Linked DNA regions of Mus musculus: regions 1 and 3 are each linked to region 2. The links are chromatin loops, found by intact Hi-C in ENCODE. Cell type or tissue: gastrocnemius. All regions are shown on one strand. Links, peaks and the distances in the headings refer to the core of each region. The heading gives the core; the rest is flanking DNA.

Evidence for each region. Hi-C counts contacts between places; a loop is a spot of excess contacts. Peaks named below come from ENCODE experiments on the same cell type or tissue, not always from the same donor. Only the 100,000 strongest peaks of a DNase experiment are listed, where the experiment ranks them.
Region 1: it touches region 2 in a loop (4-fold over the local background); 15 of 42 quality-filtered maps call a loop at or near these places.
Region 3: a loop joins it to region 2, with 8 times the contacts of the local background. A loop is called at or near these places in 27 of 42 quality-filtered maps.

What each region holds. Positions count from the first base shown.
Region 1 is chr1:132,116,331-132,127,366 of GRCm38, reverse strand. Cdk18 (cyclin-dependent kinase 18) reads left to right here. Exons shown (of 16, transcript NM_008795.2): 2 at 4,907-5,055; 3 at 5,251-5,330; 4 at 5,794-5,919; 5 at 7,343-7,399; 6 at 8,153-8,267; 7 at 8,423-8,517; 8 at 8,784-8,846; 9 at 9,494-9,617; 10 at 9,765-9,885; 11 at 10,386-10,483; 12 at 10,666-10,771; 13 at 10,878-10,920. The coding sequence starts at 4,932. Among named protein-coding and RNA genes, the nearest start is that of Cdk18, 18 kb to the left of the region's middle. In gastrocnemius, for the core only: a CTCF peak has its summit at 6,021 (motif pointing left); DNase peaks (open chromatin) are centred at 1,966, 3,570, 5,269 and 6,003.
Region 2 is chr1:132,233,654-132,241,653 of GRCm38, reverse strand. The region is part of intron 4 of Lemd1 (LEM domain containing 1); the gene reads right to left. Among named protein-coding and RNA genes, the nearest start is that of Lemd1, 11 kb to the right of the region's middle. In gastrocnemius, for the core only: a CTCF peak has its summit at 7,880; DNase peaks (open chromatin) are centred at 3,903 and 7,886.
Region 3 is chr1:132,152,618-132,163,653 of GRCm38, reverse strand. Gm30242 (a long non-coding RNA gene) reads right to left here. Exons shown (of 3, transcript XR_387381.4): 2 at 10,329-10,532; 3 at 9,512-9,956. Among named protein-coding and RNA genes, the nearest start is that of Gm30242, 7.5 kb to the right of the region's middle. In gastrocnemius, for the core only: CTCF peaks have their summits at 6,101 (motif pointing left) and 7,703 (motif pointing right); DNase peaks (open chromatin) are centred at 4,638, 5,572, 6,086, 7,712 and 1 more place; H3K27ac peaks cover 686 bases.

The DNA of each region.
Region 1 (11,036 bases), core at 1,615-9,614, 120 kb after region 2:
ACTCCTACACCCACCAGGGACTGCTCCGTGCTTCTGACTGCTAGGCCGCATGTCCTTGACTGCTTTCCTACCCCTATATAAAGCCTCCCCTCTCAGCCACGACTTCCCTCCTCTACTGCTGCCATGTTGGGCCCAGTCCTCTGCCTCTCACTTGGGTCTCTACAGGAGCTGCCTGCTGGGGCTGCTTGCCCACGTACAGTCTGTTATTGACACGGAAGTCAGAGAGAGTTCATTCAGTCATCAGTGGGATCTTGCCACTCATCTGCTCCCATCCTCCTGGATGCCGAGATTCTCCACACAGCTTGCTCCGCATTCCCTCTACCCTACTCTGACCCCAGACTCTCTCTCTCTAGCACTCAGGTCTGCCTCAGGTCCTTTGCACCTGCTCTTCTCCCACTGACCTGCCCCCTCCACATTCTACCCTGAGCGTCTGCAGTCTTACCTTCTTAGGGAGCTCTTTTTAATAAGTTTATTTTTTATTTTATATGCATTGGTGTTTTGGCCTGCATGTATGTCTGTGTGGGGTTATCAGAATCCCTAGAACTGGAGTTGTGAGCTGTTATGTTGGTACCGGGAATTGAACTCATGTCCTCTGGAAGGGCGGCCAGTGCTCTAACCACTGGACCATCTCTCCAGCCTCATTTCTAATCACCCTGTTTAAACTCAGACCTCTTCCGCTCTCTGTCCTTCCTACTGGATTCTCCTCTACTGTACCTGTTGGCATCTACAATCCTACCCATTTTACTGGCTGTACATCCATCAAAAGGTACAAGGCGAGGCTGGAGTGAGGCTCAGTGGCAGAATGCCTGCCTACCTGTTGATTGAGGGAGGAAAAATCATTTGCAACCTAGGTCTCAGGGAGGGGACAGGACTGGGGAGGACCTCAGCTAGAAGTGGGGAGCGATGTCACTGTGATGGGCACGACACCCCAGAAATTGCTACCTCAATTTGAGCAGGTCCCTTCTTGTAGTCTGTGGGTGCTAACTATAGCTCTCCATAAACACCATTTTCCTCCTCGCTGGCTCCCTGATGGCCTCAGAGTCTGGCCTTTCTTGTATTCTCATGGTGCACAGTGGCCTAGCAAGGCCTCTCTTTCCCTCAGGCCTGGCTCCTCCTCCCTTCCCCTGTGACACCCTTGTCCCCGGCACCAACAGGAAGTGCTGGCAGCTGCTGTGTGCCTAGGAGATAAGGAGGTTGTACCTGGGCCAGAGGTAGGAGGCAGGTTGGCTAGGGTCTGCCTACCCAGTCTACCGCTCTCTTGAGGGGCCTCCGCTGTGACCTCCCCCATGACACCCTGCTGGGTGGCACCCCTACACCACACTTCTCTTTCCCTGGCACCAGTTGCACGGGACAGACCCAGATGGCTCTTTGGCCTGGGGACAAAGGCCACACTGTGCCTGGCCCTGGGCGGGCCTCAGGCTGGGTCACACTGAGCCTTTCTGTCCCTTTCTGTTGGGGATGAGGGGCAGACAGCACTAAGGTGACAGGCCTTTTTCCTGTCTCCCTTCCCCCTCAGCCCCCAAATCTGAGGAGTTGATTCTCCCAAGGCAACAGTGACAGAGCATCTTGTATCAGAGCATCTTGTGTCTTGAGCTGGGGAAACAACAAACCATTCACTGCCCTGGGTGCCCTGTCACACCCAAGACCCCACTATGTTCAATGCCCTAATTGTCCCCAGCAGAGAGAAGTAGGCACTCTCTGCTCTGGTCACCATTCCTGCTGCCTGTGTTCATGTCACCATCAGGAAGTCTATCCTTACATCTAACCTCCATTCCTCATGCTGTAGTGACAGCCATTTCCTCTTGGCCGCTTCTCCAGCAGAGAGAACAGCTGGTTGCTATTGCTGTGCAGTAGCCCTGCTCTCTGCTCAGGTCAAGCCTTAAGCCTAAGAGCCTGGGTCCCGTTCTGCATTTCCAGCTTTTCCTCTTTGTTCCATCCCCCACTCCGTCCTAGGCCAGCTATTGGCTCTTTGCTCCTAACTGAACCCTAGAGCAGATGGGATTTTGGCTTGGTCCTTGTCTTGAAGAAGTCATCCACCCGGAACAAAAGCCTGGGTGTAAATCATGGCAGCTACTGGGAGATCCCTGAGCCAGAAATCCATCACACAATCCCATAAGCCCACACTATAGGATGACTGTAGGGAGAACTTTTTAAAGACGGCTCTGGTTGTAGAGCTGAAGCCATGAGCAGCCAAGGGCATGTGTCTCCTGCCTCCACTAGAATGGCCTTAGCCATGTGCCCCATGTCCCTTCAGCTATGGTCACACACACACACACACACACACACACACACACACACACACACACACAGTTCCCTTTGGCTTACTCCTAGAGTATAAATATGTTCTCCAGTCAGAGCAGGTCCTCTTTTATGGGACTCCTGCCACAGTATCTGTCTCCTTCTTGTATCCTCTGCAGGTCTGGGGGTTCCCCTCCTAACCCAGATGACAGTTTGGAAGAATGAGCTGACAGTTAGCCCTCACCTGAACCCCAGATCCTGCCAACCATGTCTCTACATGCCGGCTATTGGAGACACTGTCTTAAAAATATATCTTCTGCCTGTCTTGGAGGGATAAGCCTGTAATCGTAGCCCTGGAGAGATTGAGGCAGGAAGACTGGAAATTCAAAGCTAGCCAGGGCTACATCAAAATACCCATTGCCAAAGGAGAACGGGCTGGCACCATGGATCTGTGGCCGAGGGTGTCTGCTGTGCTTCCAGAGGACCTGAGTCCCCTGCCTAGAGTCCATACCAGACATCTCACTGATGCCTGTAACTCCAGTTCCAGAGGATCCACCTCCCCTTTCTGGCCCCCAGGGGTACCTGCATGCATGTGACATATATATATATATATACACATACACACACACACACACACAGGTATACTTACAAACACATATACATATATTTTTTAAAAATCTTAATAGTGAGGAGAAGGTGGCATTTTCCTCGCAAGGCCCTAGGTTCAGTCCCAAGCGTTAATCCCAGGCCCCAGTTCCAGAAGCTGGTGGTTTGGATTTTTTTTTCTGATGTTTCTGGTCATTCTGCCATTCAGCACACCTGGACAACAATGGACATGTACCCAGAGTGATCGCTGTCCTCCGGTCTTGCTGGGAATGAGAGTTACCAGGCAGGGTGTGACAAGTCTTCTTGTCACTGAGCCCATCTGTCTTCGTTGCCTCCTTAGAGCCTCTATGGGTCCTTTCAGCTAGATGCCACAGATAGGGCAGATAGCAATGTGGCTGTCTTCTGGGAGCTTTCTCCCAGAGTTCTGCAGAGAGCAGGCTGAGGCTGTTAGAAGAAATGAAAAGAGTAGGAACCCAGGTAGGCAAGACAAGGAAGTTGGGGAGAGCCCGCAGCAGAGTGCCATCGTTAACCGGAGTTCCTTGGGAACAGGGGTCTTGGTTAGTTACTGTAACCTCGTGTCTGGCACCGTGCTGTAATCAGGAGATGCTCCATCAGCCGTGTGCTGAACTGACTTGGACTGCAGGCTGCTCAGCAGAGGAGGGCTCAGCTGGCAGGGCAGATCAGAGCCTTCTGCTTGGAAAGGCCCAGGCCTGGGTCAGGAGAGCCTGAGGGCCCAGCTCAGTGGTGGTAGGGGCAGCCTGGAGCGTGGAGTGCCAGGGAGCGGACCTTTTCAAAGCTCATAGAGGATGGAGGATATGATCGTTAGGCAAAGCAAACATGTTACTGACCCATAATCCTTTAAACCAGGAGGATTCAGGAGGGGCCTGGTTGCCTTGGCAACTGGGTGCTAGCCAGCCGCAGGCCTGAGCATCCTCCAGAAGTGGCTTATAAGTAGGCCCAGGGAGGAGTGCAGGTGGCCCCTCCTAAACAGCCTTCCTAGTGCCTTCCTGGCTAGGATGGGGAGGTCAAAGGGTTATGTAGCCTCTGGTTTCTGAAGCCCCACTGTAGGTGAAGGCTTTGTGGGGCCCAGCAGGATGGAGATATGGTTGTGAGAGAGCCTATGAAGCAGGTGGAGGGATGAGCCTATAGGAAAAGCACGGTGGTTCATGCCTTTAATCCCAGCATTCAGGAGGCTGAGGCAAGTGGATCTCTCTAAGTTCTAAGCCAGCCTGGTCTAAATAATGAGTTCCAAACCAGGCAGAGATACGCAGTGAGACAATCTCAGAATAGAGCTAGAGGAGAAGGAGTGGAGGGAGGGACGGAGGGAGAGAAAGAGGAGAGAGAGAGAGAGAGAGAGAGAGAGAGAGAGAGAGAGAGAGAAGAACAAAGGGTCTACCTGTGGAAAACAGCATGCAGAGGGCCATAGAACAGGGCACCTTCTGCCCCACTGTGTCCTCAGCCCAGGGAATCCAGGCCTGCTCAAAGGACTGAAGCAACAGAGGGCCCAGCAGCGCAGGTTTCCCCTTTCCTGGGCTGGCTGAGTTTCCCACGCTGTCCCTGACTTGCACATTGCATCTGGAGCAGAGGTAGAGCTGGGCCATGCATTTACTGTCCTTTGATCTTCTTCCTAAGGATCCAGGATGAGCCAGAGAGGGGATGTGTTCTGGTATCAGTAAAAGGGATCATGGAGTTTGCAACCTGCTGACAGGTGGCCAGCAGCCACCAGCCAGTTAGGCTCCTTCAGAAAGAGCAGAGATGGCCCGAGGGCCATGCAGTTCAGATAACCTGCCCCAGAGATGTCTAGACCTCCTGCCCCTGGAGGTTGAATGTCTGAAGTGGCCCCTTGCAAACCTGTAGCTATAGCCATTGATGCTGTGATGCAGGGGAGGGAATGTTCATAGTCAGAAGATAGCCGAGACTCACTGGAGAAAGGAACAGGGTTAGAGCCTGCAATCACGGAGCTGTGGCTCTGGTCTGAGTGACCTAAGCATGCCCCGTGCAGAGCCTGGCTCCCATGGGTCCAGACTGTCCACATTGCCCTCTTCTCTCCTCTCTGTCCCAGGACCCATCTTGGACCCCTGCTGATCATGAACAAGATGAAGAACTTCAAGCGAAGGCTTTCCCTGTCCGTGCCCCGCCCAGAGACCATTGAGGAGTCGTTGGCTGAGTTCACTGAGCAGTTCAACCAACTCCACACTCAGACGAATGAGGGTGAGGGTCAGGCCACCTAGCTCTTTTCCACCCAGGCTCCCTGTGACCCTGATGACTAGCTGACATTGGGAAGAAGGGGTGGGGGTGCTCTGGGCTGTTCACATACTCTGGGTGGGAGGTAGGGACTGACACTTGTCCCACTCAGACATGCCACTCAGTCTTGTGGGCTGTCATCAGGCGCTTTCTCCCCCACAGATGGCACAGATGAGCCTGAGCAGCTGTCTCCTGGCATGCAGTATCAACAACGGCAGAACCAGCGCCGATTCTCCATGGAGGTGAGGGTGCCCCTCCCGGGCTCCATGGGTCACACACGTCCACAGCAGTAAATTTAGCAGGGTGGTTGCTGTAGAGCCTGCCACTGGGGGGCTCAAACTGGTGCAGCTTATGGTGGGGGTTCAGTGAGAATATATGTCAAGTGCTAAAACATTCTTGGTTAGACAATTGACTGTTTTTATAGCCCACATACCCGTGCCAAGAATAGAAAAAAAAAAAAAAAACTGTGCTTACAAAATTACATTGTGATGGCATGAGATTTATTTATGTTCTACTGTGGCCCAGAGAGGGGAAGAAACCTTCTAAAGGTCACACAGTAATCCTTGCAGGTTCATAAATGTACGCCCCTCAGGTAACTGTGAGCCTGAGGCTTAGCCTTCCTTATATGGACAGATAGATCCAGAATGAGAGGCAAGGACCTTCTGGGGCCAACATGATGTTCCCATCCCATCTCTGCCACCTCAGGACCTCAACAAGAGGCTCTCTCTGCCCATGGACATCCGCCTACCCCAGGAATTCCTGCAGAAGCTACAGCTGGAGAACCCAGGGCTGCCCAAGCCTCTCACCCGCATGTCCCGCCGTGCCTCCCTGGTGAGTCTAAGGGTGTGAGACACCAGTATGGCCTTCTTTGTGCCAGCTGAAGCCTACAGTGGTTTCCAGAAAGATTCCTATGCCTCTGGCGCCACCTGCTGGCCCCCTGAGGGTTTTAATAAGCGGTCTCTCTAAGTCAATGCATGAAGCCAAGTAGCCCCCAAATCCCCTGGGAACCCCAGGGTCTCCCTAGTTAAGGCCACTAAATCAGTGCTGGGACTCATGTCTGTACTCCCAGGATTCCTTGGGAGGCTGTTGCAGGAGTGTTAAGAATTCAAGGCTTGAGCTGGAGAGATGGCTCAGCGGTTAGGGGCACTGACTGCACTTCTAGAGGTACTGAGTTCAAATCCCAGCAACCACATGGTGGCTCACAACCATCTGTTAAGAATTCAAGGTTTACCTGGGCTATGTAATTCCTGGCTAGCCTAGGGTACGCTGTAAGACAGCCTCAAACAAATAAAACAAACAAAACAAAACCAGGAGTATCTGGATAGGGTTCAGGTTGTGTTTCACTATGCAGAGATGTGGTTCAAGGTTCTCCCTGGCCTCACCATCATGGACATAAGCATGGTCACCCCCAAAATAGCCACTGTGTGCGTCCACAAGTTCACTGGTGGGAACAAGGTCTAGAGAGCAGCTAGACTTCCTTACCAGTGATCTTTGATGGAGAGAGATAGGCAGTCGATACTCTGTGTCCAGCGCCTTGAAGAAAATTGATGAGGGAAACATTTTCCTGACTAATGAGAAAAAACAAACAAACAAACTCACACCTCCCCAAAGGAGGGAAACCCCCCAGCTATGGTCATCTCTTCCTGCCAGAAGGCCACACAGTATATTATATAGCACATATATGTTATATAATGCTTGATAAAAATGAAAGACCTCCCAAATAAAACAAAACAACAAACAAAAAGCCAACCACAAAGAAACAAAAGACTCACCGACACCCCCACCTCACCCCCAGACTTTAGGTCCCAGCTGCCCGTTAGGAGCGTCTAGCTCTGGCAAGTGGGTCTCAGCTCTATCTTATTACGACGACGCGTCTTATCCTGAGCTAGACGAGATGAACTGATGACTAGGGAACTGGGCTCTGAAGTGGACCCCCACATAGTAGAGAGTGACAGAGGAGCTAGCAACCTGAGCAAGAGAGCCCGGCAGGCAGGCAGGTAGGCGGCGGGCGGACAGGCCGGGCAGCTCAGTGTACTCATATCCGACTCTCGGAAGAGGGGCCCCCATTTCCAGAGGATCTTCAGCATTCACAAGGATGAAGGGAGAGGAGAAAAAGGAGGGTTTGAAGCTGTCCTTGCTTGAGATGTTAGCCTTGGTTCCTCTCTGTACAATGGGGGTGTCTCACTTCCTTCACTTTGACTAGGAAGGTCTGCTGGGGCTTTGAATCTCACCGTCCCCTGTGTCTCCTTCCCAGTCAGATATCGGCTTTGGGAAACTGGAAACATATGTGAAACTGGACAAACTGGGGGAGGTAAGAGACCAACATTGCTCTCTCTGGCAGCAGGTAGGATGGTTTTGACTCTGTTCTGCCCCCCCCCCCCCCATGCCTCCTGGTTCATGGAGTCACACTACTTGCCCAAGCAGCCTGCCTAGCTTCCAGAGCTGGTGTTAGATGCCCTATGCCCTGCTCTTGAAGACAGAGGTCTCTGCACAGGATCTAGTCTTTCTCCCCCCTTTCAAATAGCTATGGTTTGGATTTGAATCCTATGTCTTCCACTTGCTTGCTCCATGACCTTAGCGTGTCCTGTGCTCGCTCTCTCTCTCTTCATGCCTCAGTTTCATTCTCTGTCAAAGGATGAAAATAACTACTGTTGGGGGTATGGAAGGGTACCAGGAGAAGCTTATGTACGGTTCTTAGTGCCTGGCACACAGCAAGGACACTGTTATTAAACTGCTTTGGTGTCCTGTGTCAGGGTTGGTGGCCTGGAGGGGGTATAGGTTTATGAGACAGAAAAGTGGCTACATCACCATAATCTAAGAGCAAGGCAGAGTTATGCTAAGAGAGAGGCCGCAACATGGGAACAGAGGGACAAACGCAGTCCGTTCCAGCCGGGGACTCGATAGGGACACTTTAAGAGAAAGCAGACTTTGGAGCAAACAGAATCTGAACAGAGGGCACCCAGCTTGCTTGAATCCTAGCCCAAGCTAGGATGTAAGAGGTGGGGCTGGGAGGGAGAGTGTGAGCAGGATGATCTGGGGCTGACCAGGGATTCCCCTGTCGCAGGGTACCTATGCCACCGTCTTCAAGGGACGCAGCAAGCTGACAGAGAACCTCGTGGCCCTGAAGGAGATCCGGCTGGAGCATGAGGAAGGGGCGCCCTGCACTGCTATTCGAGAGGGTACAATGTCCGGGTCTGCACCCCAGGCCTCTGGGACAAGGGGCTCAGCAGCCTGCACCTGGTGGGAGCCTGGGTGGAGGGCCATTGCTGGCCCCAGGAAGGGATAGTGGGAGGTACTGGTGGGCCTGGGGACCCAAGTGGTCCTGTCTCCCCAGTGTCTCTGCTGAAGGACCTGAAACACGCCAATATTGTGACCCTGCATGACCTCATTCACACAGATCGGTCCCTCACCCTGGTGTTTGAGTACCTGGTGAGCTGGACTGGGGCTCACCCCTGAGGGTGGGTGAAGTGGGGTGGGGAGGAGAGAGAGTGAGGGAGTGGGAGGGATGGGCTGAGGGAAGGACCCAAGCCTTTGTTTGCCAATTAAGTTCTCATGCGGAAGTGGGCCAAGGATTCAGGGCCAGGGTACTGTGCCACCAGCAGGCATGGGCCCAGACAGGACAGGGCTTCCTTTCAGCCTGAGCCTGGACCACCAGCCAGGCAGAGGACAGGCCTGAACCTGTCTGTCTGTTCCAGGACAGTGACCTGAAACAGTACCTAGACCACTGTGGGAACCTCATGAACATGCACAATGTCAAGGTGAGGGGCCTGCCTGCAGAGACCTTCCCATGACAGCCATCTGCCATAGAACCCAGTTTAGGACGCTTCCTTTGTCACCGACTGCTGAGGTCACTCGGGAGCCTCAAATGCAGGGAAGAGGAAAGGGTCAGTGTAGAGGCCATCTGAGCACCCCAGCCAAGAACACAGACTTACCATCCTCTTCTGTCTAGCTGTGGATACAGAGCCCTCTCTAACTGAATACCAAGCCTGAGTTTACCTGCCAGAGGGAAGAGAGGCTTCTGAGAAGCTGTGTGTGTGTGTGTGTGTGTGTGTGTGTGTGTGTGTGTGTGTGTGGCCAGTTCTGGTACCTAAAGACCAAGCACATACATCCCCACCTATGGGACCCTTACTCTGCTCTCCCACCTCACGTCTTAGGGACTGCTCCAGCCTCTTCTCACTCACGGCCTCCTCTCCATCCCTGAACTCTGCCCCCATATGCGATTCTCTGGTGTCTACAGGTCCTCGGGTGGCCTACAGGGTGGGCCTTCAGGGTGGGCGACAGAATTGGGGAGCCTTCCTAGAGACTTGTTCTGGTCCCCGTTCCTCTCCAGCCTGAGACAGAGGCGTAGGGTCTCCCACGTGGGACCTAGTCCCACTAAGCTGCTCATTCTTGCTCTCTCGGCCAGATATTCATGTTCCAGCTGCTCCGGGGTCTGGCCTACTGCCACCACCGCAAGATCCTGCACCGGGACCTGAAGCCCCAGAACCTACTCATCAATGAGAGGGGCGAGCTGAAGCTGGCCGACTTTGGTGAGGCTGATGCCAGGGTCAGGTTGGCAGGAGGGTCTGACCCCTGGGTTACACGGCCTCTTCAGTGTGCAGGAATGCTGGGGGATGTCTGAGTATAGGACCCTTTAGGACCCTTTAGCGGAGGTCTAGTAACATGTCTGTTCCTAGGCCTGGCCCGGGCCAAATCAGTGCCTACAAAGACCTATTCCAATGAGGTGGTGACCCTCTGGTACAGGCCCCCAGATGTGCTGCTGGGATCCACAGAGTACTCCACCCCCATTGACATGTGGTGAGTGAGCTGCAGACAGGAGTGAACCAGGCCATCCGTACCCTTAGGCTTCACGTCTCCCTGATGTGCTGCTGTTAGCAAATGAAGTCTGAAATATATCAGGTTCTCCAAGCTTATAGAGCCTCTAACGCTATAATTCTGAGGTGGTTCCCAGGGGGGTGGAGGTGGGAATTACCAGAGGGTAGATGGATGAGGCCTCCCCTGGAACATCTTGGAAGGGGACATACTATTTTATTGTTAAAATGTACGATTTGGTGTAAAATGAAAACCAACTCAACTTTAAAGTCAGCACAGGTGTCTGGCCGAGCCCAGGGCTCCTCGGAGACTGAGAGTATTGAATCTTTTCCTGCCTAGCAGTTAAGGGGACGCAGGCCTCACAAAGGGGGTCCGTAGTGGGGGTTGGTTTTACAAGCCTTTCAAGCCCCATTGGACCCCTCACATAGCAGCCTTAGGAGGCGTGCCTGCTCTTCCTGGCCTCAGTGTTGCCCTTACTTCCGCAGGGGCGTGGGCTGCATCCTCTATGAGATGGCCACCGGCAAGCCCCTCTTCCCGGGCTCTACTGTCAAGGAGGAGTTGCACCTCATCTTCCGTCTCCTAGGTTAGTTTCTTTCTGTACGCTCCACCTCGTCACCAGGGGGCGCTAGAACTCTGTCTACCCAGAAGCACCGAGGTGGGGGGCCTGCTAGCTTTGACTACTCTGCTTTCTTCTTCAATGTTGCTCCCTCTCCATATCGGCCTCGGCCCTTCACTTATACTTCTTACCCGGTCCCACGTCTCTAGGGACACCTACAGAAGAGTCGTGGCCGGGTGTGACGTCCATCTCTGAGTTTCGAGCCTACAACTTCCCCCGATACCTACCACAGCCACTGCTCAGCCACGCCCCCAGGTAGTCCCTTGCCAGGCCCCTTGCTCCCCACTGTGATCTCCCTCCCAGAGGCTCGGGTCCCCAGCCTGCCCCTGGCTGTGCCTGTGCCAGCACCTCCTCCTTGCAGGTTGGATACTGAAGGCATCAACCTCCTGAGCAGCCTCCTCCTGGTGAGTTTCCTCCCATCCTACCCTGGGAGCGATAACGAATGAAAGCCATGTAGTTCAGACACCGCCTGTGACTCCAAAGCACTAGGTTCTGTGTTTGGTACCCAAGGCCTAGTTGG
Region 2 (8,000 bases), core at 1-8,000:
CATGCACACTCACACATGCACACATGCACACACAATGGCTCTCCTGAGGGTTGAATCTGAACTTTTATCCATACCTGGCAGACCAGCCACCTCAAGGAGTCAGAGAGGTCTGCCAAGACAGAAGGCTTGTATGGGACTGAGAGTCAAGCAGGTAGGTGCTCAGCAGGAGAACTGAGAGCTCCTGGTGTGAGCTTCAAAACCCTAAAACACTGACTAAGTAGCCATCAGCAGCAGGATAGTACAGACACCGCAATTATCTCACCAGGGGTTTGAAGCCGCCATCATAACGTGCTTCATTGAACATGTCCCAGCCAAACAGAAAGACTCTCCACACAGAAACCCAATCTATGGGAAGCAGCCAGGTGTGGACTCTAGAAATTAATTAAAAGAAAAGAAAAAAAAAGCCCCACTAGATGAATCAACGAATTCTAAGACAGAGAAAAAGAAATCACCCAACAACAGAGCAGACCAAGAGACATTAGCTGGGTCCCAGAGTCACAGGGAGCCTAAAGCAAATATCTCACACCCATCCATCCCATCAGAATCCCCGAAAGAGAAGGGTGGAGTGAGCCTGAAAGGAATATTTGAAGAACTAATGGCTGAAAATAATCCAAACTTGATAAAAAGACATCTTGATATAAGAAGCTGAGGGATTCACAGAGGGGAGGTACCTGGATAAATCCAGTTATGAATCATCACGTGATTTCTGCACCAAAGGGCATCACGGAGATCGTGAGGTGGCAGGTTTTAGAATGAGAAAGAACACTCAAGTCATATTCTGAAAAAGACTTACAATATATAAAGAGTTTTGACATCCCAACAACATAAAAAATAAAATCCCCTTTTCAAAATAAGCAAAGGATTTAGAAAAACTGTCTTCCTTTTGAAGAAAGAAAATATTCAGTATTTGGGAGATACTGAAACAGACAAAAAGCCCATGAAGATATATTCAATATCACTAATCATAAGGGAAATCCAAATCAAATGACCTCATCATTAGGAGTACTTATCTTGCATACACAGAGTTGGGCTCAATTCAAAACTAGGCATGGTAGTACATATCTGTAATCCCAGCACTCAGGGATGGAGATGGACCTCCTCACCTATATAGCCAGTAACAGGCCAGTCTTAGCCACTTAAGACTCTATCTTTAAAAACAAGCAAGCAAGCAAGCAAGCAAGCAAACAAACAGATAACAACACAAGAAATGAAGATGGATTAGGTGTGGTAGCACACACCTGCAATAAGCACTCGAGAGGCTGAGGCAGGAAGCTTTCACGAGTTTGAGGACAGCCTGGACTACAGTATGAGACCCTGTCTCTGAAAACAAAACAAACCAACCAGAAACCACAAGGACATTCAAAGGAAAAGAAGAGAGAAGATAGAAAGAAAGGAGACAGATACTATCAACATGCACTGTACATGTGTATGGAAATACCACAATAGAACCCAGGGAATCGGACAATTAATATACATGGGCGATTATAAGATAATATGAACAATAGAGAGGAAAACAACAACAGGTGTTGGCAAAGAAGTGGGGTCATCGGTAGTTTACATGTTACTGGTGGGAACGTGACCTACGGCAGCAGCTCAAGAAAGGAGCTTGGTGACTCCCCTGAGAGTTAAACACACAGCTACCATGTGGCCTAGCGAGTCCTCTGCCAGGTTCCAGTGCACTGCAGTCATGCACTCAAACGCTTGAGCAAGAACATTCATAGCACCACAATTCGCAATACCCCAAACATCAAGACACCCAAATGTCCCTGAAGAGGTGTTGAACAATAAAAGTGTGGCTTATACGTGTAACAGAATATTCCAAGCAAGGTGGTGCTGAGAGAAATGTATGTAACCATGTGGATGAAGCTCAGAAACCCTGTATAAGGTTAAAAAGCATCACACACTGAAGGGTTTAATGTATTTGAAATATCCAGAAGAGACAACACCACGGGAACACAAGGCAGGTGTGTGGCTGAGGAGACTGGGGAGTTCAGACTGCCCTGATTGCCAGCCTTGGGTGTTTTAAGTCTGAAGTTTGTTTTTTCTACCGTAACCATAGGACTGCATGGAGATGGGGTGGGAGGTATTTTAGATCAAGGCATTGGTTCCACATTCTGAGGGCATTAATCGCCTATGAACTGTGTGCTGTGAAGCCTTTGGTTTTGTGTTGAGTTTCATCATAATAAAACATTCCCGTTTGGGGGCTGCGGAGATGCTCTGTGAGTGTCTTGATTACTTTTCTATTGCTGTGATAAGATGCCGTGACCAGGGCAGCTTATAGAACCATTTATTTGGGTCTTATGGTTTAACAGGTTAGAATTCATGACCATCATGGTAGGAAGCATGACAGCAAGCAGGCAGGCAGGCAGGCAGGCAGAGAGGCAGGAAGGCAGGCAAGCAGAAAGAGAGGTAGGAAGGCAGGAAGGCAGGAAGGCAGGCAGGCAGGCAGGCAGGCAGGCAGGCAGGCAAGGCGCTGGAGCAGTTAGCTGAGAGCTACATCTCATTCACAAGGATAAGGTAGAGAAAGACTGGAAATGGCAGGAGCTTTTGAATCCTCAAAGCCTGTCTCCAGTGGCACACTATCCCCAACAAGGCCACATCTCTGGAGCCTTTCCAAACAGTTTCACCAACTGGGGGCATGTATGCAATCATAGGAACCTATGGGGAGACCCATTCAAACCACCACACTAGGCAAAGCGTCAGCCATGCACGCACAAGGTCCGAACTCAGATCCCTAGCATCCATGTAAAAGCCAGGTGCGATGGCTGTCTGTAAGCTTCGCACAGAGGGGGCAGAGAGACAGGCAGATTCATGGGCTCCTGGGCAGCAACTGTAGTCAGATGGTGAGCTCCAGGCTCAAAGAGACCCTGCCTCAAAAAATAAAGCCCAGAGCAACTGAGAAAAACACCCAACATCACCCAACAGCAACTGGCTGGTCACACATCACATTACATCACAAATAAACAAAACTATGTAGCTGGATAAGGACCATATAGACATTCTTTTTGGGAGCTGTCTATAAACTAATTTAAAGTAATTTAAAAACAAAACATTTTTGAAAGGCAAGAGAAGAGTGAAAAGACAAACCAAGGCAACTAAAGGGTATTGCTACATCCATCGCCAAGAAACAACTGATAGCCACAGTATCTAAGTCACACCCATAAACCAATAAGGTAAACAGTCTACTAAAAAAGGCAAGAGACATGAACAGGCATTTCATAAATGTCAAAGTACAAATGAAAAATTAATATAAGAAAAGATGCTCAATCTTATCAGAAATTAACAAGAGAAATTCCATTTACAGTCATGAATAACACGTCCACAGACCACCACCACATGGATAAAAAACTAAATCTAGCTCTGTGTGTGTCTGGTTGTGTGTGTGTGTGTGTGTGTCAGAGAGAGAGAGAGAGAGAGAGAGAGAGAGAGCATGCGCACACACATTTTTAATCCCAGAACTCTTGAGACCAAGAACTCTGGTTCAAGACCAGCCTGGTCTACAGAGCTAGTTCCAGGACAGCCAGGGCTACACAGAGAAACCCTATCCCAAAAAACTAAAAGTTAAATGAAATTAAATCTAGCAATGCTAAATTTCGTTGTTGGCTTGCTTGAGACAAGGTCTCACTATGTAGGTAGCTCTGGCTGTCTTTGAACAGGCCTCATACACCAGGTCATCTCTGCCTCCCAAGAGCTGGATTGATGGCGTGGGCCACCACACCCAGCTTAGTGGAACTCAACTTTTTTACTCTTTGGTTAGGCAAATTCCATCCATTCATTTGCATATTTAGATACATTGACTTGTGATCCGTAGCCTTGGTGTGCAATTGGAAAAACCCACCAATCAAAGGAAAGAGGTCTTTGCTGCCCTGGTAAACACCTGGCCCAAATCCTCCTGCAGTGCCTAAAAACAGACAGCAGGGGGAGCAATTTCATCACGAAGGCCACCTTTCCTCCCCTTCAGTCATTTAATAGAACTGGATGAAGATTGGAAATAGAAATTCTATTCCAGTTTTTCTTCCGGCTTTCTCTGTGTTCGTGGGCCCATCACCTCCTTCCTGTACATTTCCTCATCTATAAGGAGAGCCAAGAAGCTTTTCCAGGGAAGAAATCCCACGATCAATAATCATCTCCAATAAATCATGCCTAGGCTCATGAGTTATGATGAATGGTGTCTACTGCCCATGACGCTGTCCCATGAATGTCCTATGGGAAGGACAGCAGGAAATTCCCTTTGATAAAATGACGATAGATGTATGTTCTCAGGAAGGAAATGATAGTAAAGTCAATCGCTAATTAAGAAAACGCCCCCACAGCCCAATCTTATTGGATTCCAGTTCCCAATTGAGGTTCCCTCTTCTTAGATGACTTTAGCACGGGTCAAGCTGACATAAAACTATCCAGCAACTCTTCCCGAGATCTGTGAGTCATTCTCACAGATTATCAGGTCTATGAGAGGGGTCATAGAAACGGAGATAGCTGGTTCATCAGAAGCACAGCAGAGCCAAGGACTGGGATTGTCACCTACAATGACACGGTTTAGGAGACTGAGCTCTCAACCTGTGGGAGCTGGTGCTAACTGCAGGCAGCTATCAAAATTGAATTGAATTGTCCATTTCTTTCTGGAATATAGGTCTCTCTCACATGCACATGCACACGTGCACGCACTCACACACACACACACACACACACACACACACACACACGCATTTGATATCAAGAATAGTTTGTAATTGAAGTAGGGCATATTAACCCAACAGAATGGAAGCACTGATCTCTAAAACTGACCAGGGCATGAGTTATAGGAAGAAACTGAGGCACCACTGTGCCAGGATGTAGGACACTGAAGAGACCAGAGATCTAGACGTGACAGTTGTTTCTGAATTGGTGGCTGACCAGGAAGCAAAAGGATATTGTTGAAACAGTAGTTGAAGCCTGGTGGGGTCTGTGCTTTGGGGGTGCAATTGGCTCTAGGTGGAGCTCTGGAGCAGGACAGCAGAGCACCTGTCTGAGGGCTGGGGGCTTCTTGTGCAGTTTGCTCTCACGAGGGCTCAGAGACACAACCCAGGGAACAGCAAAACTGATACACAGTAACAACCGCGCCTGGTAAAAGAGCACAGAATTCTCTATACTACCCTTGCCACTATGTACCTGTGAAATTAGTGCAAACTAACTTAATTTTTAAAATGTTCAAAGAAGGGGGCTGGAGAGATGGCTCAGGGGTTAAGAGCACTGACTGCTCTTCCAGAGGTCCTGAGTTCAATTCCCAGAAACCACATGGTGGCTCATAACCATCTTTAACGGGATCTGATGCCCTCTTCTGGTGTGTCTGAAAAGAGCTACAGTGTAATCATATACATTAAATAAATACATCTAAAAAATGTTTAAGCAAACAGAAAAGGATATAGATATAAAGTTTCCTCAAATCCAGGGGGCACATAAGCTTTTCTGGTTGTTATTTTATTTTATTTTATTTTTCTGAGCCAGAGTTCTCCTTATGTAGCTCAGGCTAGCCTGGAACTTGGAGTGCTTCTGCCATAATGTCTTAGGTGCTAGGATTACAGGTATGTGCCACCATGCCTTGCTTATTATACACATGGGGCTTTAAAAGTTCAGCCTGCTTGGTTACATGCAGAAAGCAGCCTTTAATTATGCCTGAATAATTACTTATATAAATATACCTCTGGGCACTCTGGTAAGTCATATTCTGCATCATTCAGAGCCCAGTACTGAAGATCTTATTTCCATTTCCTTATTTTTTTTTCACTAACTATGTTGTTGTGCATTGCAGATAATTAAATAGTGTACTTTTTATAGAACAATCCTACTAACAAAAACAATAGCTTTTACTTGTAGCTAAGTACCTTTTATTAGATGTCATCACTACTCTGTTCCAAGCTACATCCCCAGTCTGATTTATAAGCTTAAACTCAAGCTCCGAGACTCACTACAAGGCAGAGGCTGTCGTTATTAACCCACTTTCGGGTGGTAAGCTCAGACAAAGCAAGGGTGGGGACTTATTGAAGCGAGTGGCAGAGCTGAGATTGAGCCCAGGGTGTCTGTCTCTAGCGCCCATATTTTTGAAGCGCCTTTTTGTGTTTAGAGCACATTTTAAAGGTTTGTTTTGTTTTTTTTTCATAGCTGGGTATGGTGGTTTAGGAAAGGTGGCAAATGAACGGATCCTCCTCCCCACAGGGGGTATGGAGGCTCTGTCAGAGAGAGACAGAGAGAGACAGGGAGAGACAGAGAGAGACAGACAGAAAGACACCCCCACCTCACGCCCACACCCAGGAGCTCCCTGGCTGTCCTCTGGCTTTTACCTACAGCCTCACTCTCAAAGTGAGGCGTGCACACACAAATACTTCAGTCCTGGGAACTGGCCTTAAACCCAGATGACCATGTGTCCTCTTCTGACCTAGACCGTCCTGCCTTATTCTTGTTGTTCCAGTCTCCCTGACTAGTGACTCCCTTTTATTCTTCATCCTTGTTTGGGTGATAAATCACAAGGTACTGTACTCAAATCCCACTTTATACAAGCTGCCAGTGGAGGCTGTTACTTCTCGGTCGACTGTAAATTCCTTTGAAAGAGGAGACAGGGAGCCTGAGTTATAACTACAAACCTAGCTCTCCCCCAGCAGTAGAGAGATGAGCTGTTTCCAGTCCCTGTCAGAGGAACGGCACTGCTGACTTCTACACAGGGACCAGGCTCGCTTGTGCTCTTCACTAGGCATGCGCTAGCTACTGAGCTGCGCCCCAGCCCTGACCTGGCTTTTTTGAGTGGTTTTAATGGCTAAATCAGCAGGCTATGTAAGTGCGTTGACAAAACTACACGCTCACTATGCTAAGAAGGTGTGCAAAGTGTCAGAGTCTGAGTCTCAGGATAGCTGTACTTCACTACAGACCCCTCTAAAGTGAAGGAATGGTTTGAACAAACGCAAACCCCCCCTTCCTAGACATTGACAAGTTTATCTGGTGCCGACCACAGTTCTGAATAGTGGTCCAAATACAAATATCTAAGTAAACATACTCGCTGCCATCTTTACGTGGCGACCCTGACGCTTACATACCTGCACCTCCAGATTTAAAGTGGAGCAGATGTCATGGGGCCCTTTGAAGAGTCCAAACGGCTTATATAAATTCTTCACATTAAAGGAGTCTGTGTCATCACCACTTCCTATTTCATTCTATCACCAGTTGAAAATACCAATGCAGCTTTGTCTCAGGTTTATGTAAAAGCAAGGACTGCAGGCCGCTTCTTCCAAAATGAGGTGTTTTAAGTCTGCAGGTTGCTTTCCCTACTGTATCCATCTCTGTGAGATCTAGACAAAAGGGTTTCTGAGGACCTGGGGTTTCGTGAATAGAAAGGGTTCCTTTAGTGAGCCATTTAGTAGACTTTTTTTTTAATCCTTTTAGAAAATGCCGTGCTTGCTCAGAATCACTTCATCAAATGCGAGCTGTCTTTGAATGGGAGTCGCTATCAGCGTGTTTACCTGGGGTTTCTTTTTGTTTCCTTAAGTTCTTCAGGTAGTTTAAATGCTAGAATCCAGTTGCAACTAACCTATTTGTTGGTAAAACCGTGTGTGATAGGCTTAGCGGAGTACATTTTAGGCTCCTGTCAGACACAGGACCCTTTGAGGGTTCAGCTATCGAAAGAGGTAAGGTATCATTTCAAAGGGATTCATATGAGTGGCCTTTGAAGCATTTCTTACAAAAATCGCAGGATTTTAACAGTGGGAGGAAAAGAAAGCCGGAAATGAGAAGAATGGAGAGAGCTCCGGGCCTGAGAAGCAGCTGCCATGGAGGCTGAGGAGACAAGGTAGGAACTACCAGGTGCATCCACTGGGCGAGGAGGGAGGAAAGCCGTGGGAAGTACGGAGCATCTCCGGAGGGTGGAGCAAGTGAGCGGGTGGGCGTGGCTAAGCCTCTGCTGATAGGACTATGCTAGGTAGGACTGGGAAGTCAGGGGCAAAAACCAATCTGGAAGATTTTGCTATTGTTAAAAA
Region 3 (11,036 bases), core at 1,708-9,707, 80 kb after region 2:
GCCTTGAACTCCTGACTCTCCTACCCTTGACTCCCGAGTGCTGGGGTTATAGACGTGGACCACCGTTGCCCACACCTGTTTTCCCATGCTGCTTCCTGACCCATATGTTTGTCTGTGACTCTCTCAGGAGAAGGTAAACCCCACATGAGAAAGAACTTGGGTTCTGTCACATTGTAGGTGCTGAAGGTGCCCACTCCTCTCTGCCTATCCACACTAATCAGGTTTGCACTTCCTCTGCACACAGTGCTGCCTCTTTGCCAGGTGGGTTTCTCCAGCAGAGCCTGCTTCCTTACCTATGCATCTAGCAAAAGAGAATTAGCAGAAATGAACACACACACATTCAGACATCCCCAGCCAGGAGCTGGTGGAGTTCGGGGTACATTGTACCCATCTCCTGACTGCTTCTCAATGCTGAAATTCAAGTTCCCAATGCTGGCTTCAGAGTCATGCAGTAGTCTGGTGTTTCTACGACTCAATAACTGTTACTGGCTCTCCTCCCCTCTCCTTCCATACTCTTCTACTTGTTTTCTGGGATCACTCCTTAAATAACATTCTACAAAGAAAACTTTACTTCGGCAAGGGCACACTGATGCATTCTGTAATCCCAGTGCTAGGAAGATGAAGGCAGGGGATGGAGAGTTCCAGGGCAGCCTGGGAGATGGAGCAAGGCCTTTTCTCAAAAACAAGACTTAAAATAAACCCCAAACAAACTGGTTAATTAAGAAAACCTTGGCGGGGATTTGGGGGCTGGAGAGATGGCTCAGCGGTTAAGAGCACTGACTGCTCTTCCGAAGGTCCTAAATTCAAATCCCACCAACCACGTGGTGACTCACAACCATCCGTAACGAGATCTGGCGCCCTCTTCTGGAGTGTCTGAAGACGGCTACAGTATACTTATAATAAATAAATGAATGTTAAAAAGGAAGGAAGGAAGGAAGGAAGGAAGGAAGGAAGGAAGGAAGGAAGGAAGGAAAACCTTATCTGGGCAGTGGTAGCGCATGCTTTTAATCCCAGCACTTGGGAGACAGAGAGGCAGGAAGATTTCTGAGTTTGAGGCCAGCCTGGTCTACAGAGTGAGTTCCAGGACAGCCAGGGCTACACAGAGAAAACCCTGTCTCAAAAACTCAAAATAGATAAATAGATATGTAGGTAGATGGATAGATAGTTAGATGGATGAAAGATGGATAGGTGGGTAGATAGATGATAGATAGGTCTATAGATAGATAAGGAATGGACGCCGTTTGGCAATTTCTTTAAAATGTAAGACGTGGAGTTAGCCTATGACCCAGCACTTCCACTCCCATGGAAAACACATGTTTAAACAAGCAGTTGCACACACATGGTCACTGGAGTAGAATGTGTAATAATCAAAATGTAGAAATGATGTCCATGAGTTTATACATTAATACAGGGTAACAAAATGAACAAAGGGTGCATGCTCGAGCAAGCCGCTCCTGTGAGTCTCTGCCTCTTGGGGTCCTTTGGTCCAATCCACAGTTCCAGCTATTGTGGTTACAGGCTGAGAGAAGAAAACAGAGGTTTAGCCTTAGCTGTTTTCTAAGCAGGTATGGGCAGGTATGAGCAGGAGAACAACTGCCCTCACTTGAAATCAAACACTCCGTATCTTTCTTGACCATTCACAAAGAAACCCCTCCGATCCTTCCTGTATCCTGCTTTATCTTTTTTTGTTGTTGTTGTTTTGTTTTGTTTTCTTTTCTTTTTTAGGTTCTGGAGTTGACCTCAGGACTCAAGGCCTCACACATAACTAGACAAGAAGAAACCTAGTTTTCAACTTACTCAGAACACAGTCCCCATGAGACTGTGCTATTATCCTCCCAGGAGGTGCACCAGGAGCCCCTGCCCTACCCGAGCTTACCCAAGGATCTCTTGAGCTTCCAGACCCGAGAGCAGGCAGCCTCTTTGTGCTCCAGGAAGCCAAGAAGCACAGTGTGACTGGAGACTGAGCCCTGAGCCAGCTGGGACACTGAAGGGCCTCTCCACTTCCCTGCCTCTCAGGGGGCCGGCTCTGCAGCACTCCATATTCTGCCCTCAAGGCACAACCACCCTCTTTTCTTTATTGTGGCAACTACCAGGTGTACCCTGTCTTTCCTGAAGCCTCAGAATTCCTAAGGTAGCCTTTTTTGGTACTTAACTGGCAGGCTGCCCTCCTCCGAGAAGGGCCATGCGGATTGTCCCTTTTCTGTCCCAGGTCCAGAAGCTCGGTGGTGGGCCAGTCAATCCTCTAGGCTGGCTCCACTCTCCTTCCTGGAACACCTGCTTCAGAGGATACACCTACCCTGCCCTTCCCTGCCAGATGGCCTGGCATTGCCCTTGCCAGCTCCCTGTGACTTGCAGAGGACCCCTGCCCACTCCTGGAGAGCCAGGGTGCAATGACTTCAGCCAACACTTATACTGATCGTTTAAAGTCATTCAACAAGTATTTCGGGCCAGCCTGCTCTGAGCGAAGTTCCATGCCACTCCCTGGGGCATGAAGAAGATTGAAGACATCAAACTATATCCTAATGCTCTAGAGCCTTGAGACAGGAAGACAAGACTCACAGCATGCAATGTAGCAAAAGCAAGTGCAGGTCCCATTAAACAGAGCTAGTTACCCACAGGCAGGCTCTACTGGGCAATACCGCAGCTCAGAGAGGTTAGGAGGTTTGTCCACGGTCACATAGTTAGTAAAGGGTGGAAGTGGTATTAAAATGCAGGCTGTCCAGCTTCTGGGCCAAGGTTTATAAAATGTTTGATCTGTACTAGGTGAACACAGGGGAGAGGCACAGAGGCAGAGGTTGCAGCTGCTTGGGGGCAACTGGGCAACGCTGGATCTTGGGTTTTGCTTTTCAGATACCTTGAGCAGCTTGATCCTGGCTCTGGACTCTTAGAGCCGGAGCGGCCTGGCAGCCTCACCACGCTACCTTAAGTTAAATCTTGCAGGTCAGGATTGAGCCTTGTCACAGGATGACTACAGAGACAGTCTTAGGCAATGATATCACCACTGAGTGGCAAACAGCCTGCTGTCCTACTCCATTAGGATGTGCACAGTGCAGCTTCCTTCCCTGACACTTGTCCCTCATGACATTTACATGGCGGGGGGGGGGGTGTCAGTGCAGAGGGAGTATTATCCAATATTCTCTTTCTTGCACCTGCTGCCATACCCAGCTCCCCAAATAATGACGCAATAAAATTAGTGCGTGAGGCTAGGAATGAATCTCTGGAGATGTTTGCCTAGCAAGCAGGGGGTTGTGGGCTCCATTGTCAGAAGGGACTGATTATGGTGGCCATGGTAACATAAACATTACTGGGCTGTTCATGGCACAAAAGTGTGAGGATGTTGAGTTGGGATTCCTAGCGCTCGAATGAAAGGCAGGGCACGGCCACCCAGAAGAGAGAGACAGGCAGATCCTACGGGCTTGCTACCAGGGTAGAGAAAAGAATGCCCAAAGTTGATGCCTGGTGTCTCCATGTTCATGGCACACCAGCACACATATGTGCACACACATTCACATATGCACAAAGTTTCTGAAGGATGGGTTAGATGAGGGAAAAGCATGAATGAATGAATCATAGCCCTGCCCCCCACCCCAACTAGTCTAGCAGACATCACCCGTCTCTGGGCTCCTGGCTTGTGTGGCTTAGCTTTAGTTCTGGCTCTAATACCAGCTCAGAAAACACTGTTACATCACGGTGGGAACAGTCCCAAGGATCTCAGGACCCTCTCATGGCCAAAGGAAAATCAGAGCCAGAGCCTCTGGCCACACCAGATTGGCGTTCCTTTCCTTTTGCCCCATCCCACTGCTGGCTGCTCTGCTCAGAAGCCCCAAGGGGAACCTGGAGGCCATGGTGTATAATCCCTTTTTGCTTGGTCCTCACTGCATCCTCAGTGCCCTAAGCAGTGGAGCAGGTACAGAGAGGTGGTGCTCCGATGCTGCAAGCATCCCTGGACTGTAGCTCACAGATCCCTTAGTGCTTGCAAGCACTGTGGTTGCAAGCTGCACTTGCAAGATCCCCTAATGGCTGCAAGGGCAGACAAGACTGAGAACTCTGGGGACCTGGGTCTGAGGCACACAATCTTAGGGGGTGAGGGGAGAGCAAGAAGAATGCAGAGGCCACTGACCAGGGAAGCAGGGCACCATGATGGGGCCAGTAGTATGCAGTGAGCAGAGGAAGGAGACAGAACATGCTGGTCCATAGAGGGAGGAGTGACAGGGGAGGGAGGAAGAAGAGGACTGAGCACAGAGCAAGGAGGAAGCAGGAGAGGTAGTGAAGCTGGAGCTAGGAACGCACACATAGAAAAGCCCGGTATTCCTCCCAGCAGGTCTGAGACCTATTTTGTCAAGTTCTGATTTTGCTAATGAGGAACAGCAACTAATGAGACTCGCTTTCTCTAGATATGAAGTGGGCTTGCCCAGCTATGAATCTGCAGGGTGGGTTTGAACCTAAGGCGTCTGGCTTTAGCACCTAACCCCACAGTGTGCTACCTAGGCAGGCAGAAGGCAAAGGACAGAATCCCTTTAGCCTGCCATCCCCCAGGGACAGGAGCAGTCAGGGGAGACAGGAGGCCTTTGCTGAGAGCAAGGCAAGGGGAGCTGCTGGGGTGGATTTGAGAAAACTGAGAGGTAAACTTGGCAAACTGTGGAGCTGGCAGGGACTGCTGAGCTGGGAAGAGGGAGGGGCGAGGGGGAATTTGCCTGTTCCTGGCAGGGTGCTTAGAGGAGGGTGTGTCACCAGCCAGGCAGGCTGCAGGAACAGAGAAAGGTCTTCAGGAGGTCACTGGGTTCAGCCTGGGACATTATTACCCTGTAGGTCACCCAGATAATAGAGATGCTACCTCATGCTCCCCGGTACCTCCCTCCCTGTCTCATTCTCCTCCCCCACCCCCATCCCCATCCCCTGTTCCTTCACAGCAGAACCACCATTTCTTGAAGAACCCTGAATTTCCCAGACCCTCTGCTCCTGGTGTGGCGTCCTCCCTCCCCGCCCTCCTGCAACATGTGTCTCCTCTGGAGGAGCAAGATAGACCCTCCACCAAATTCCTGCCAGCCCCTGAGCTCTTCAGAGGCTCTTCAGAGTAAAGATGTTGCTTTCCAAGGTTTTCTCTGATACTGTGGGATGCATTCTCTTCCATGTAACAAGATCATGGAGTGAGACTCTAGCCCCAGAGTGAACATGCGGCAGGCTGAAGGAGATTCCGTGGGGATCTGCAACAGGAGTTGCAAAGCAGCCAACCGACAAGTCCCATGTTGGTGCTTGGATAGGGGAAGCTGGGAATGTGGAGTCTGGGGTGGAGGGGTGTGGGGGATGTGACAGGCAGCACTTTGAACTGAGAGAGTTTTCCTCTGAGAACAAATAGCCTAGACTCTCCTGACTGGCTCGCCATCCTGTATGGCAAAGAGCCCACAGGGCCCAGAACATCACAGCCCCGCAGTGGGCGCCCTTGTTTCAGTGAGGTGTTTCAGTATACTCTGAGCTAAAGTGGCTGGTTCCTGGAGCTGTTCTCTCTACTTTCCTTACCTGTCAGGCCATGCCAGGCATCTACCTGTGGGGAAGCCCCGCTGCCTTGCAGCGGTGTGTTCTCAGCAGTCAGGCACTACACCACAATGCCGAGCTGTCTAGAAGAGCCTACTCCTCATGGCAGCTGTGTGCCCTGGTGCCTGCTACCTCTGGAACTGCACCTTCTGGCCTGCCTCCCTCTTGCCGATCTCCCTCGCCCAACAGGTCATCCTCAGGATCCCTACAGCCCTATCAACAAGGATGGGTTGGTGGGAGGGAGGCAGGATATTCTCTGAAGAGAGAATGGAGTTAGATTTATGCCAAACGGTCCGGTGTTGGGGTGTGAGTAAAGCGTCCTTTATATGATATAGACCTGTGCAGGGACCATTTACCTTCATGGTTCCCGTCAGTCTGTTCTGCAAGGCAGAAACAGAGAAAAGGCAAGAAGGAGACCTGCCTCGACGCAGTGGGAAGCTCTGCATTAGCCTGGTCCTTGGCAGGCTGTGAGCTGATCAAAGGGCACGGTTGTAAACAGCAGGGGAGGGCATCTCTTCCCAGGTCGGGAATCCTGCAGACCTCCGAGCAGCCAGCAGGGCCTTCCTGCCCTCTAGTGGCCGAGCCTGGAAGTACATTCACCTCACAAGCCGCTGAGCTGCTGGTATCTTTCAGAAGTGTCAACAAACCTTCAAGGTCTGCCATTATCTTTCCCTGTGCTGATAGAGATCTTAAGAGTTAGAGGTATATACTTGCCTTCGTAGTGGTGGATCAGGCTGTGGGAAACAGGACTGGGAAGATTCGGGTTCTTAAGTGGGGAATGTTTTTATTGTGGCAGAATCTAGGAAGGCTCTTGGAGAGGCCACTGCTCCTGTGTCCCCACCTCCATCAGAAGCTCAAGGTCCCCCTTCTTTCCAGGGCCCACCACCCTTTTCTTCTAGGGTAAAGGACTGCAAGCTTTGAGGTCAGGGGACAAATAATAAATGCTCTAAACCTGTGAGCCCTGTGTTGGAACTACCCACCTCTGTCCACCGGTGTAGCAGGAATTAGTCAAGGACAAAGCCTAACGGCATGGCTGTGTGCCAATAAAACTTTATTAACTGACGTTGAAATTGGAGCCTCGTATTATTTCAGTCATTACAAAAAAAATTATCTCTTATACCTTTTTTTTTTTTTTTTTGGTTTTTCGAGACAGGGTTTCTCTGTATAACCCTGGCTGTCCTGGAACTCACTTTGTAGACCAGGCTGGCCTTGAACTCAGAAATCCGCCTGCCTCTGCCTCCTGAGTGCTGGGATTAAAGGCGTGCACCACCATGCCCGGCTTCTTATATCTTTTTCAAGCATTTTTTTTTAAATGAAAAACTTTGTCCAGAGCCGTGAGTTCTGTTAAGTATCTGATAAAGCTGTTGCATCCTGTGTCACTCCAGGGACCCCTGAACCAAACAGAGATGGAAGTGAGAGCCCAAGGTTTTTGGAGCGGCTGAGCACTTAGAACCCAAAGAAAAAGTGTAACTGCTCTTAGCTTGCAGGCGAACAAAAACCTGGAAGCTGGGTGAAACCCCCAAACTTTGCTCTAAGATGTGGGAGTCTCCACCAAATTCATTCATGTTCAGCTCCTGTCTGACTGCTCCTTTTCAGTCCCTTTTCGTTGTTCTGTTTCTTCGTGGTCCTGCCCACCACTCTGTCTTCTCTTCGTGGGACCTAATTCATTTCTAGTTTCCACTCTTGGGAGCCTCAGGCCACACCTCAGCCGTAGAGCCTGTGCCCAACTACTCCGAAAACCTTGGGCTCTCACCTCCATCTCTGTTTGGTTTAGGGGTCTCTGGAGCGACACAGGATGCTAGAGAAAGCAACAGTTTTATCACCTCTCTGGTTTGGATCTTAACCCTGCTTCACCACCAGTCTGAGCAGGGTCTGTATCATTTCCCTCTGGGGAACTCTGGGTGTGATAAATATGCAGCCCCCTGGCCAAGTCTACACTCAGAAGCATGCTACTTGACGGTGTGTGTGGGGGGGGAGTTATGGGGTGCTGAAGGGGTAGAGCCTTTTGCACTGGGATTTACCAACCTGGATCTCAGAAGAGAAGGAGGCTTGGGAGTCAAATAGTCCTATGACACCAGAAATGGTCCCATAGCTAAGGAGAAAGGATGACGTCACATAGAGAAAACTCTAAAAAAATGCCCCAAGACCGATCTTACTCTCTACAACCAGCAGGTGGCAGCAGAGGCCATGGAGCAGCGTTCTCCGGGCCTGAGAAGGGATGCTGTTGTTTACTTCCTATTCGGGCAACTGTGTCCTACAAGGCAGGAAAGGGGACACTAAGTCAGAAGGAAGTGGTTGTTCTAGTGCTTTTCAACTAAAAACTTACTGGATAGGATCAATTGGTATATGGATGAGAACACTGAGGTAGAATCTCAAAGCCGCAATCCTTGGCTCCCCTCCCCCACCCCCCCAAACACACACACACATCCAGGTCCCTGGGTCCAAATCTCAAATGGATGGGCTACTAGCTATGGAGCCTTGTGTTCACGTTTCAGTCTTAGAGACAGAGCCAGGCATAGTGGAGCATGTGGGTGACCCCAACGCTAGGGAGATTGAAGAAGCAGGAGGATTTTGAGTTTATAGGCCAGCCTGAGAATTTCTAATTAATTAACTAATTATGAAATATATGGATATGTCTGATATATGAACAATTGAATATATATATGGACAATGCTGATTATTGGTATTTAGTCTAAGCTCCACCCCCACGGTTACCTGACTCATTATAAAAGGGGCTCTGCTTGTCCCCTCCTCTCTCTCTTGCTCTTTTTTTTCTTAAAGATTTATTTACTTATTATTATGTCTAAGTACACTATAGCTGTCTTCAGACACACCAGAAAGGCCATCAGATCCTATTACAGATGGTTGTGAGCCATGATGTGGTTGCTGGGATTTGAACTCAGGACCTTGGGAAAAGCAGTCAGTGCTCTTAAACGCTGAGCCATCTCTCCAGCCCTCTCTCTTGCTCTCTCTTGCTTTGCTCTCGCTCCTTACCCTCTTTCCCCACTCCCCTCTCTCTCCATGTGCTCATGACCGACCTCTGCTCCTCTTCTTCTCTTCTCTTCTCGTCTCTCTTCTCTCTCTCTCTCTCTCTCTCTCTCTCTCTCTCTCTCTCTCTCTCTCTGCCTTTCTCTCAACTCCCCTCTCTATGTCCTGAATAAACTCTATTCTATACTATAGTGTGGCGTGGCTGGTCCCTCGGGGTGAAGGGATGCCTCAGCATGGGCTCGCAGAAGAACCCCTTCCCCCCCCCCCTTCCCACACTTCCACCAAACATATCCCTGGTTTCTTTCTTTTTATAAAATACAACACTGGTGGCATTAGCTCATGGGATTGAGAAGTGGGTAAACATGAAAGTATCTGACACTTGGAGAATGCTTAGAAACATTTAAAACAATTAATTTTTTCCACTTTTTTTGTTGTTGTTGGTTTTTGGTTTTTGTTTTTCGAGACAGGGTTTCTCTGTGTAGCCCTGGCTGTCCTGGAACTCACTCTGTAGACCAGGCTGGCCTCGAACTCAGAAATCCACCTGCCTCTGCCTCCCAAGTGCTGGGATTAAAAACATGTGCCACCACCGCCCGGCTGAGAAAGTCTCAGTTGCCCAAGCTGATCTTGGAACTCATTTTATAGCTCGGCAGGCCTTGAACTTGTGACTTTCCTGCCTTGCACCACCAGGTCCAGCATAAGATGATTATCTTTGCCAGGCAGTGGTGGCACACGCCTTTAATCCCAGCACTTAGGAGGCAGAGGCAAGTGGATTTCTGAGTTTGAGGCCAGCCTGGTCTACAGAGTGAGTTCTAGGACAGCCAGGGCTACAACAGAGAAACCCTGTCTCAAAAAAAAAAAAAAAAAAAAAAAAAAAAAAAAAGACTATCTTTTAGGATCATTCCTGAATGGGAGCTTTCAGGTCCCTCATTCCCAGGATCTAAGCCTGGGACTCACCTAAGTGCAGAAGCAGCAGTGTTGCATGCCAGGAGCCTTGAGTTTTGGATAGTGAGGTGGGGTGGTTGGGATAAGGCCGGTGCCTGGCTGGGGTCAGCTCCCCCTCCACCAGCCTCCCCCTCCCAGCACCAGCCTGTTTGAGACCCTTAGGGATGCTCTTTGATCTTACTCCTTCCTAATTCTGTGCCTTGGAGCTAGAAGCTGCCCCCAGGTCTCCTGACCCACGTGCTGCTTTCCAACAGCATCAGATATTCAGACAAGCAAAAAGGACGCGGAGCTTGCTCTGGCCCGAGGAGAGGCTCGATATAGCTCGGAGAGTGGTGACTTCCTGCTCAAGAATTTCCTATCTTGGAGTCCTGAGATTCTCTCTGCCTGACTTTGCAGATTCTCCGGAGGCAACTTGTTCATCTGTCTCCTCTCTCAGCCCTCACAGTGGGTGGCACCAGGAAAAGGGAAAGCTGGCGTTCCAGTGTCCCCTAGACCTAGAAAATTGGTTAAAAAGGAAAGTGGCCCAGTCCCATTCCCCATCCCCACTCTAGCCCTTCCCACCACCATCCCATCCCCCACCCCCACCCTGGTCCTCGGGGCAGTCAGGGTGTTCGGCTTCTCCAGAATAAGGAGGCCAGACTGCCAAATTAGCATCTGCAGGAACCCCTGGGAGCAGAAATCTAAAAACAACTAAACGACAACCGAGGAGGTCAGAGGCCTGGAGCAGTAAAAATCGAGAAAGGCGGTGGTAGGCTAGCCTCCCGTGCGCAGGCCTGCAAACTGGTTCCCGACCTGATGCTTCAGCTCCTCTGTCTGCCCTTCCAGGAGCCCTTGCCACAGTCCCCTGGGACCCGCAGACTGCTCACTCTGAAAGGCGCTTGATCCCTAATCAAGCGGGTGGCATTTGGGGAGATCCTTCTTGATGGCCAGGTACCAGGACTCGAGCTTTGGGTGAAGTCCCTCTCCTTGGATGCATCACTCTGCAGAGTCCAGATGGCCAAAGGCAGATGCACTTCTGTTTGACTCTGATTTCTTATAAGAGCCGGAAGTATGCTGGAGGAGGGCAGAGCCTGTGTTTCGGGGCATCACAAGAGGGAGAGATGGAGCTTTGGTTCCAGCTGGACACCATAATCCTTCTAGGTCCAGGGAACTGAACCCAAAGTGAGACCCAGGATGAGCTATGTCCTGTGGGGGAGACACAGGAAAGAGAAAGCGCAGGGACTTTTGTCCAGTGGTCTGAAGAATTTAGTCAGACGCTGGGGTTAGTCCCAGCACTCAGGAGCCAGAGGCTGGCAGATCTCTGAGTTTGAGACCAGCCTGGTCTAAAGAGTGAGTTCCTGGACAGCCACACACAAGGCCAGTGGAAGATGCTTGGTGTCTTCTATCGACCTCCACCTTATTCCTTTGTTTGTTTGTTTGTTTGTTTGTTTGTTTGTTTGTTTGTTTGTTTTTTGAGACAGGGTTTCTCTGTGTAGCCCTGGCTGTCCTGGAACTTACTCTGTGGACCAGGCTGGCCTTGAACTCAGAAATCCATCTGCCTCCCAAGAGCTGGTATTAAAGGTGTGCACCACCAC